Regions from separate parts of the Homo sapiens genome. Here region 1 is linked to region 2. Evidence: read pairs that join two places in POLR2A ChIA-PET (ENCODE). Cell type or tissue: OCI-LY7. All regions are shown on one strand. Links, peaks and the distances in the headings refer to the core of each region. The heading gives the core; the rest is flanking DNA.

The links. Peaks named below come from ENCODE experiments on the same cell type or tissue, not always from the same donor. Only the 100,000 strongest peaks of a DNase experiment are listed, where the experiment ranks them.
Region 1: POLR2A ChIA-PET joins it to region 2 with 6 read pairs; 7 of 35 experiments call an interaction of 5 or more read pairs at or near these places.

What each region holds. Positions count from the first base shown.
Region 1 is chr7:23,496,182-23,501,569 of GRCh38, reverse strand. No RefSeq gene overlaps it. Among named protein-coding and RNA genes, the nearest start is that of IGF2BP3, 28 kb to the right of the region's middle. In OCI-LY7, for the core only: no CTCF peak of the experiment used is centred there; no DNase peak of the experiment used is centred there.
Region 2 is chr7:23,428,115-23,433,502 of GRCh38, reverse strand. The region is part of intron 2 of IGF2BP3 (insulin like growth factor 2 mRNA binding protein 3); the gene reads left to right. Among named protein-coding and RNA genes, the nearest start is that of SNORD65C, 34 kb to the right of the region's middle. In OCI-LY7, for the core only: CTCF peaks have their summits at 2,071, 3,005 (motif pointing left) and 4,376; DNase peaks (open chromatin) are centred at 1,872 and 3,012; H3K4me3 peaks cover 1,038 bases; H3K27ac peaks cover 1,379 bases.

The sequences.
Region 1 (5,388 bases), core at 181-5,180, 68 kb before region 2:
AGTCTTGCGCTATGGGTTGCCCAGGCTGGAGTGCAGTGGCACGATCTTGGCTCACTGCGACTTTCATCTCCCGGGTTCAAGTGATTCTCCTGCCTCAGCCTCCCGTAGCTGGAATCACAGGCATGTGCCACCACACCCAGCTAATTTTTGTGTTTTTAGTAGAGATGGGGTTTCACCATGTTGGCCAGACTGGTCTCGAACTTCTGACCTCAGGTGATCCACCCACCTTGGCCCCCCAAAGTGCTGGGATTACAGGCATGAGCCACCGAGAACAGTTTGAATTGCACAGCAACTTGAACTATTACACACAAATACATATTGCTTTGCTGTGGCAATTAAAAGCCCAGCATTTTAATGTATTCCTATCCCTGATGTCACACTTAATGCTTTGGGTTTTTAGTATGAATTTTCTTTTTCCCTCCCAATTAAGTTAAAATTAAATGAATCAAATGGTCAAAACTAGTGCATATTTTTATTCTATGAAACAATTCAGATACTTATTGACATTAAAAGATCAGGGGAGGAGTCTTTGAGCATACTCTGGCTAGGGAAGCTGCTCAATAATTGGAAAAAAAAAAAAAGAAGTGTAACATCCATAGGAGTAATGAATATAGAAAACAAGGCTGGGCACAGTGGCTCATGCCTGTAATCCCAGCGCTTTGGGATGTCAAGGTTGGCAGATCACCTGAGGTCAGGAGTTCAAGACCAGCCTGGCCAACATGGCGAGACCCCGTCTCTACTAAAAATACAAAAATTAGCTGGTCATGGTTGGGGATGCCTGTGATCCCAACTACTCAGGAGGCTGAGGCAGGAGAATCACCTGAACTCAGGAGGCAGAGGTTGCAGTGAGCTGAGATCATGCCACTGCATTCTAGCCTGGGCAATAGAGCAAGACTCTATCTGAAATAAATAAATAAATGTGGGGGAGGCCTTTTTTTATTTTTTAAAAAAAGATGGGAGTTACCAGGCGCAGTGGCTCATGTCTGTAATCCCAGCACTTTGGGAGGCCGAGGCTGGTGGACCTGGGGTCAGGAGTTCGAGACCAACCTGACCAACAAGGTGAAATCCCGTCTCTACTAAAAATACAAAAATTAGCCAGGCATGGTGGCAGGCGCCTGTAGTCCCAGCTACTTGGGAGGCTGAGACAGGAGAATTGCTTGAACCCAGGAGGTGGAGGTTGCAGTGAGCCAAGATGGTGCCACTACACTCCAGCCTGGGTGATGGAGCCAGGCTCTGTCTCAAAAAAAAAAAAAAAGATGGAGTTATACAAAGGAAAATAAGCTTATATACTCAATTATTTACAACACAAAATTATTTTAAAATGACTATCCTATTCACCCGTCAGAGGTGAGAGAATGGATACATGGGTAATTGAGGTACTAGTTTTAGACTGTTACGGAGTATGGCTGCAATCATTAGGAAAAATTCAAAGTATATACAGAGAGAGGAAATGGGGAGTTAGTGTTTAATGGGTATAGTTTCAAGTATGTATATCAAAAAAAAAAATCCACATATATGTAGTTTGTTGCTACATAACTGTTCCTGGTGTACTCTGCAATTTGAAAGTTGTAAAATGATTAAGTAACCAATGAGGTAACTTCCTTGCTTTGTGACTGCTGCACAGAATGGTGCCTGGCATGGAGTAGATGTCCAGTAAATATTTGCATAGATGAATGAGGATAGAGGAGTAATTTAAAGAGCTAAAGTGTAAGGGCAGTGTGACAGAAGGGATCTAGGCTGAAAATAATCGTGACAACCCTAACAAAGGTTAAAAATCACTTTTAGTAATCTGTGTAATGAGGGAAGAAAAATGGCAGTTTAATTATCATTAAAGTGTTGGTGCTTAAGTTGCCTTAAAAATTCATTTATGGTGGGGTGCGGTGGCTCACGCCTGTAATCCCAACTCTTTGAGAGGCCAAGGCAGGCGGATCACGAGGTCAGGAAATCGAGACCATTCTGGCTAACACGATGAAACCCCGTCTCTACTAAAAATACAAAAAATTAGCCGGGTGTGGTAGCATGCGCCTGTGGTCCCAACTACTTGGGAGGCTGAGGCAGGAGAATGGCTTGAACCTGGGAGGCGGAAGTTGCAGTAAGCCGAGATCATGCCACTGCACTCCAGCCTAGGCAACACAGCAAGACTCTGTCTCCAAATAAAAAAAGAAAATTCATTGATATGGAACACTGGGATCCCTGATAATGTCAGATAAGTTAACCATTCTATTTGACATTCACAAGAATATCAAGTGCAAACATGTCACAATAGGCTGGGCGTGGTGGCTCACGCCTGTAATCCCAGCACTTTGGGAGGCCGAGGCAGGCAGATCGCCCGGGCTCTGGAGTTCAAGACCAGCCTGACCAACATGGAGAAACCCCGTCTCTACTAAAAATACAGAATTAGCTGGGCATGGTGGCTGATGCCTGTAATCCCAGCTACTCGGGAGGCTGAGGCAGGAGAATTGCTTGAACCCGGGAGGTGGAGGTTGCAGTGAGCTGAGATCACGCCATTGCACTCCAGCCTGGGTAACAAGAGTGAAACTCTGTCCCAAAAAAAAAAAAAAAAGAAAAAGAAAAAAAAAGTCACAATGGAAAATGTTCTTTTTTAAAAACTTAAAAGGGATATGGATTTATATTCTTTTTTTGAGATGGAGTCTCACTCTGTCGCCAGGCCCAGGCTGGAGTGCAGTGGCGCAATCTCAGCTCATTGCAACCTCTGCCTTCCGGGTTCAAGCGATTCTCCTGCCTCAGCCTTCCGAGTAGCTCGGGACTACAGGCGCGCGCTACCACTCCCAGCTACTTTTTTCGTATTTTTAGTAGAGATGGGGTTTCACCAATTGGCCAGGATGGTCTCGATCTCTTGACCTCGTGATCCACCCACCTCAGCTTCCCAAATTGCTGGGATTACAGATGTGAGCCACCATGCCCAGCTGGATTTATTTTCAAATACTAACAAAGCTATTGATACATTATTTTCACAAACTTCCAGCTGAAATGTAGCATTTCCTTCAACAATGAATGTAGGCAAAGTTTCAAACCTTTGTAAAGGCATACACATATATTTGTAATCAAACTTTTAATAAAACTTTTTTTGTTTTTGTTTTTTGTGTTTGTTTTTGTTTTTGGAGACGGAGTCTCACTCAGTCGCCCCGGCTGGAGTGCAGTGGCGTGATCTTGGCTCACTGCAAGCTCTGCCTTCCAGGTTCATGCCATTCTTCTGCCTCAGCCTCCCAAGTAGCTGGGACTACAGGCACCCGCCACCAAGCCCAGCTAATTTTTTTGTATTTTTAGTAGAGACGAGGTTTCACCGTGTTAGCCAGGGTGGTCTCGATCTCCTGACCTCGTGATCTGCCCGCCTCGGCCTCCCAAAGTGCTGGGATTACAGGCATGAGCCACCGTGCCTGGCCAAAATTTAACATTTTAAAGTACGATTTGTATGCTTTGGTTGTTCTTAAGGTAATTTAGAGTTTATACTATTTTTTAATAACAAATTACTAAATTTGTTATTAAAGTGCAAAGCTCAAATGAAGAAAATGAAAAACATTTGTTGTCTTTTATGTATGTATCCTGAATTCATATTACTGTATGGGAAAACCTAGTACTATAAATATTTCAATCCTTACCTTCAAATGTATATTATTGTGCACTTCACGGAGTTAGAGTGAGAATGCTATGTTCAGCAGGGTGTCTTAAGTTAAACATTCAGACTTAGAAAACCGTTAGTCCACATTTGGCATATTCACTTAGAAAAATACAGGATAGGATGCAGCAAGTAGGGCAGTGCCAGGCATTCCACAGGGATCCTTGTAGCAGTTCACGCAGCAATACAACTTAGGTCTGAGATGTGAGATCCACATCACGCAAGTGCACAAGACACCTGGTTTTAAAAGTTTTATGACCTGTTACCCACAGGCATAGCTTCTAAGCTTCCTGAGACATATGCCTCTTATGTCATTGCACTTAAGATGTAGGGTCTCCATTGGATACTTTAGTTTCTCCCAGTGAAGACGCAATTTACCAGTCAAATCATTTTTACCACAAGCAATGTTGTAACACAGTTGACATACTAGCCTTATCAGGGTGCCAGAGAAACAACTAGAAATTTAATGAAAGGCCAAATTCCCACACAGAAGGGGAAAGTTCTTATTAAACAGTTTATAGTAGTCCCTACAAGATTTGGGGCTGGGGGCGGGGAGTTCAATGAAATAGTACCAAAGGTCACATGGAAGAATGTACTTAGAAATGAATAAACAATCAGGAATAGAGTCCAGACTAGATCCAAGTACCTATGAAAACTTACATGGGCTGGGCGTGGTGGCTCATGCCTGTAATCCCAGCACTTTGGGAGGCTAACGCAAGAGGATCACGTGAGCCCAGGAGTTCAAGACTAGCCTGGACAACATACTGAGATCCCCATCTCTACAAAAAATAAAAAATTACCTGGGTTTGGTGGTGCATACCTGTAGTCTTAGCTACTTAGGAGGATGAGGTGTAAGTTGAGCCTGGGAGATCCAGGCTGCAGTGAGCCATGGTTGTGCCACTGTACTCCAGCCTAGCTGACAGAATGAGACCTTGTCTCAAAAAAGGAAAGAAAACATACATACTTAAATGATAAAGGTAGCATTTTATTTTTATGGGAAAATGACAGATCAGTAAAGAATGGTATATGGCTATTTGGAAGAAAATAGATTTAGACTCTTGCTTCATACAATATTACAACAATACAAATTATAGGTGGGTTAATATATAAATGTAAAAAAACTATATGTTATTTGGCAACCATGATAATAATAGTTGATAAGGCAAGACTCTGATTGGTACTAAAACTAGTACATAAAAATTTCAGGAATAGGCCAGGCGTGGTGGCTCACACCTGTAATCCCAGCACTTTGGGAGGCCAAGGCCAGTGGATCACCTGAGGTGAGGAGTTCAAGACCAGCCTAGCCAACATGGTGAAACCCCGTCTCTACTAAAAATAAAAAATTAGCCGGGTGTGGTGGCACACACCTATAGTCCCAGCTACTTGGGAGGCTGAGGCAGGAGAATCGCTTGAACCTGGGAGGCGGAGGTTGCAGTGAGCCAAGATCGTGCCACTGCACTACAACCTGGGCAAGAGTGAGACTCCGTCTCAAAAAAAAAAAAAAAAAAAAAAAAAGGAATAACAAGGAATTTATATAATCTGAAAATATATCTTCACAAGCTATTACAAATAAGAAAAAACTTTGGGCCAGGCGTGGTGGCTTACGCCTGTAATCCTAGCACTTTGGGAGGCTGAGGCAGGCAGATTGCCTGAGTTCAGGAGTTCGAAACCAGCCTGGGCAACACAATGAAACCCTGCCTCTACTAAAAATATTTTTAAAAATTAGCCAGGCATGGCAGCATGCCCCTGTA
Region 2 (5,388 bases), core at 203-5,202:
AAAAAAAAAAAAAAAATTAGTTATTATATACAACCTAATATATCTAAAATGTAACAGTATAATAAATTGTTGAGAAATTTTGCTTTTTTTGGTATTGAATCTTCAACATCTGTATGTATTTTATCCTTACAGAACGATTCAATTCAGACTAGCCACATTTCAAGTAGTTAGACACATGTGGCTAGTGGCTTCTTTATTGGACAGAGCAGCTTAAGATGTACGGTTTCTAAAAATCACTGTTTAAAAATATCTTGTTGCTGGGAAAAAAATATAATGATATTTATAAAACTAGTTTTAGCTATGGAAAAGTATGGGAATAATTAATTTTCAGTGCTACTCAAGCATGTTAGAGGTTTTATATCCAAGTTCTTTATTCCTTTCTTACCACTCTAATTTTTTAGGAAGATAAGTACAATTTACTATATTGTGTTAATATTAAGACTTTTGAAAGAGCTATGCTTTTAGGTCATACAGGCAGTGAGGCTTTTATTTAAATAGTAACTGTTCAACTGCGTGTGTTTCTGTGGTTGTAATACTGGTGGTGACTTTTTAGTTTAAAGGCACATATACAGGCTGGGCGCAGTGGCTCATGCCTGTAATCCTAGCAGTTTGGTAGGCCGAGGCAAGTGGATTGCTTGAGCCCAGGACCAGTCTGGGCAACGTGGTGAAACCACAGCTTATGAAAAATACAAAAATTAGCTGGGTGCGGTAGCGCATGCCTGTAGTCCCAGCTACTTGAGGGGCTGAGGCAGGAGGATCTCATGAACCTCGGAGGTTGAGGCTGCAATGGGCAGAGATCATGCCGTTTGCACTCCAGTCTGAGCAACAGAGCAAGACCCTCTCTCCACCAAAAAAAAAAAAAAATTAAAAAATGAAGCACATTTACTTAGTTAAAATCTCAGTATGAAGACTATAAAAATCTTTGGTTATTTAGGGATCAAGGATTAGTTTGTGCCCTGTTTTTTTTGTTTGTTTGTTTTTTTCCTGTTTGACATTCTACATTAAGATGTGCGTGCCCTTCTAGTAGTCACATTAAGAAGTAAAACAAAGGCCCAGTGTGATGATGTGTGCCTGTATCAATTGTCTTTCGAACAGTGTTAGGTTTTCCTAACTTGCACATGTCCTAAGGAAGTATAAAAACTTTGACTATGTTTCTTCAAGGAACATTTAATCTTCTAAAAGAAAGACATAGCAGTGTGTAAATGCAAGCAAACAATAGTAGTAAGAGAGTACGTAGAAAAACATTCAGTCTTTTTTGGACTCTTCTAGTGCATACTCATGGCGTCAGTCAAGTTTTCATCCATGCACGTCTGGCTGTCAGACTCTGTTCTACATAGATGGAGATAACGTGTGCAAATGTAAAAGATAAAATATACCTCTGTTTTAGTTAACGGGACTAAAACATAGCTGTTACCATGGAGATCTGGGAGCTGGGGATAATGGAAAAAACCATGTTTAGATTCTCACTTAGAACTGTGATGTAAAGAGACTTTGTTCCCTTGCTCATTGTTTAAGTAATATTGAATAATTGCCTGAGATGAGCTAAGCAATCTGTTAACCAGTGGAATGTGCAACAGTGAATAAAACAAGTAATTTTGCCTTTGAGACTCGCCCTGTTAACTATACCACAGTGGCCACCAATCCATAAGAGAGAGAGAGAATGTGTGTGTGTGGGTTGGCGGGGGAGGGGCCAAGTTCCCCTGCCCCACCCCCAGAAATTACGATTTAAGTCTGTTTTGGGGCCCTGGAATCTGCATTTTAGTTAGTCCCTTGTGGTGATTCTAACATAGGTGGTTCTCGGACCATAATTGAAGGACATCTCTTTATTTTACGGTGTAGGGGACCTTGTAATCTTTTTTTTTTCCCCCTTCCTTCCTCCTGTTCAGTTCACTAGAATCTGGCATTCTTTTTAACTGTTGCAGGAAGTATGCTTTTCTTTAGTGTACCTGTGACCCTCTGTTAATCCACTAGATGCAATGCCATCTTTCATAGGGATTTTTGACCTGGGTCTACCTGTGTTACTCCTAAGTTATGTTTCCTCCTTTCCACTTTTACAGATACTTATTTAAGACTGACCTAAAGTATCTAGTTTCTTCTGCTAAACTATAAAATCTATAGGAATTTTATAGGGGGATGGAGAACTGATGTCACAGAACTAGTTAGAACTGTTAGAATCTAGAATTGTTTTCCTCTTGGTTCATTCTGATATTATGCTGCTGGCTAGAAACAATAGCTTATTTTTCCCTCAACAACTAGTAAAGTTCATTTTATAAAACACAAAAGCTAGAAGAAATGGAAAACTGCAGATGATTCTACCAGCCAGTGCTCATCACGGTCAGTATCGTAATGCTCTCTCTTCCTTACTTCTGTTAATGTTCATGTGTATGTGTGTATGTACAGATATGTACATTTTGTTCCTGGTTGGAATGTTCTTTTTGTGATAAAACCACGTATTTTAAAATGAGATCATATTCCATGTTCTCTTTTAGTGATGCACTTTTTTCAGTGAACAGTGTCATAAGCGCATGTCTTCATTAAATATTCTTTCATATTTATAATATCTCCATGAGATTTCATTCTGTGTATTGTAATTGAATCCCTTTTTCCTGGACCTCTAAGTTCTTCCTAGTTCTCCCTATTTACAGACAGCTAAGCCTTTGAGCGTGTTACAACTTTACCTAAGGAAATGATGTAAGAAAGATAATTCTTGAGTTAGAGGATAAGACACTGCCAAGTCAGCAATGAGGCAGAGTTATGCCAGTTGACATATAGACCAGGAATGTAAGACTGATCATTTTCCCAAGTATTTGCTTGGAGTACAGTATTAAACTTCTTGAAAATTGAGGTTGACCTTTTAAAGAGCTGATTCTTAACTGTATAAACCAAGAAAGAATAGGTGTAATTACAGTATAGCCATATTGAAATTAGCCAGGCTGAATGAAGTCCTCTTTGGACATAGGTTTAGTTCGGCACAGCTGGAATGAAAATTTGCAGCCGGTACAGAGTGCCACCAAGTGGCGGGTTGGAAAGCCCATGCTAGACTGCTTTGAGCCATAAGGCTTGGCTTTTTACTTGAAAATACCAGTCCAAATCCGAACCTTGTGTTCCAGTTTTTTTGCATAAGAAATAAGGCAGCTGGGCGCGGTGGCTCCTGCCTGTAATCCCGCCGAGGCGGGCGGATCACGAGGTCAGGAGTTCGAGACCAGCCTGGCCAGCATGGTGAAACCCCGTCTCTACTAAAAATACAAAAAATTAACTGGGCATGGTGGCGCGCGCCTGTAATCCCAGCTACTGAGGAAGCTGAGGCAGGAGAATCGCTTGAACCCGGGAGGTGGAGGTTGCAGTGAGCCGAGATCGTGCCACTGCACTCCAGCCTGGGTGACAGCGAGATTCCATCTCAAAAAAAAAAAAAAAAAGAGGCAAAGAAGAACATGTTACAAGTTAGACTTGGTTTTCTCCTTCTGTCATCAGCTGGTGTTAGCAGCATTATGTCAGTATCTGTCTTATAAAGCAGGGAAGCAGTGATTCCCACTTGATTTGTATGTAAGCATTGGTAGAAGGAAGGGGCTGAGACAGAGCCTTTTCCAGAGGAATAAGTTAAAGGTGCATCCAGGACTTACAGGTAATTTGGATGAAAGGTTGCAGGTCTAATACAGTTTTGTGTCTTGCATTGGGACTTGACTTGATATGACTAGCTTCAGAAGTACCTGAGGTGCCTATGTATATAATCTTTGTAATGCTTGAGACAACTGAGTAGTTGTGTTTTCCTCATAGTTGCCTTTCCTCTCTTCCTTCTTTCTTGGTATTAATATGTAAGCTTGTCCACTTAATTTCAATATTGAGTCGCCATATGTAAGTTATTGTGGTTTAAAGCTAAGGTGTAAAGGGAAAATATTGCTTAGGATTAGCATATATTTTTATCTTTTGAATTTCATGTGCAATCTATACTTTTTTGTGAAGTTATTTGGTATGGTTATGCTGTTGGTTGGATTATAAGTGAAATCAGTAAGACCGACTAGAGTATGGTTAGGAGGATAGAATCTGTGGCCAGAATGCTCAAATACATATGCTGACCCTGCCACACAGTAGCTGTGTGTGTATTCAGACAAATTAAATTACTTCTGCCTTTGTTTCCTAATCTGTAAAATGCCAACTCTGAGGGTTAAATGAGAAAATAAACATAAAGCACTTTTTTGGGTTCTTATTTCTATCTTTTGTCAGATTTTTTAGTGGAAGAAAATATGCAAATATAAGAGACTTTCTGTGAAATTCCAGTCATCCAAAATCTGAGTTGGAAATAATCAGTATGAACCCATGGTTTATTTTCTTTCCAAGTGTATTTTCTAGCTCTGGCTTGGAAGCAATAACCAATCTAATGAGTGCCTCTAGTGACCAGATTGTAGTCTCTCTGTACTTTTTCTGACTAAAAGGGATCAAGGATCCATGCTGATAAGGCTGATTATAGATGGGGGCAAGAAACATACAAGCTAAACCTAGAATATCACGTCATAACAGAAAGCAGAAATGCTCACAAATATTATTGGAGTCACATCAAAAGATGAAGGAGCTAACATGAAGAAGCCGTTTTGCTGGCCAAAGATGGGACAATTTGAGCATCAAAAAAGATTGATACAAGCAAAATATGTATGACTCTGAATTAATAATGATACTGAAGGAATGAAATATTTGATTGTCTTTGGGCAATGTCAGGTCCCTAACATGTTATTCTGAAAAATTTGAAATAATATCTTTGGACTCCTTTTTTTTTTTTTCCCCCTAAAAAAAAGAAAAAAAGAAAAAGAGGCTTGCTCTGTTGCTGAGGCTGGAGTGCAGTAGCATAGTCATAGCTTACTGTAGCCTCTCAACTTCGTGGGCCCAAGCGGTTTTCCCACCTCAGCCTCCCAAGTAGCTGGGACTACAAGTATGTACCACCATACCCATTAATTTTTAAAAATATATATTATATATATATATTTTTTTTTTCTTTTATACAGCATCAAAGAGAAGCCAATAATATTTTTTTCTTTTTTTGAGACGGAGTCTCTCTCTGTCGCCCAGGCTGGAGTGCAGTGGTGCGATCTCAGCTCACTACAACCTCCGCCTCCCGAGTTCAAGCGATTCTCCTGCCTCAGCCTCCTGAGTAGCTGGGATTATAGGCGCATGCCACCATGCTCGGCTAATTTTTTGTACTTTTTAGTAGAGATGGGGTTTCACCGTGTTAGCCAGGATGTTCTCAATCTCCTGACCTCGTGATCTGCCTGCCTTGGCCTCCCAAAGTGCTGGGATTACAGGCATGAGCCATTGCTTCTGGCTTTTTTTGTTTTTTGAGATGGAGTCTCACTCTGTCTCTTAAGGCGGGAGTGCAGTGGCATGATCTTGGCTCACTGC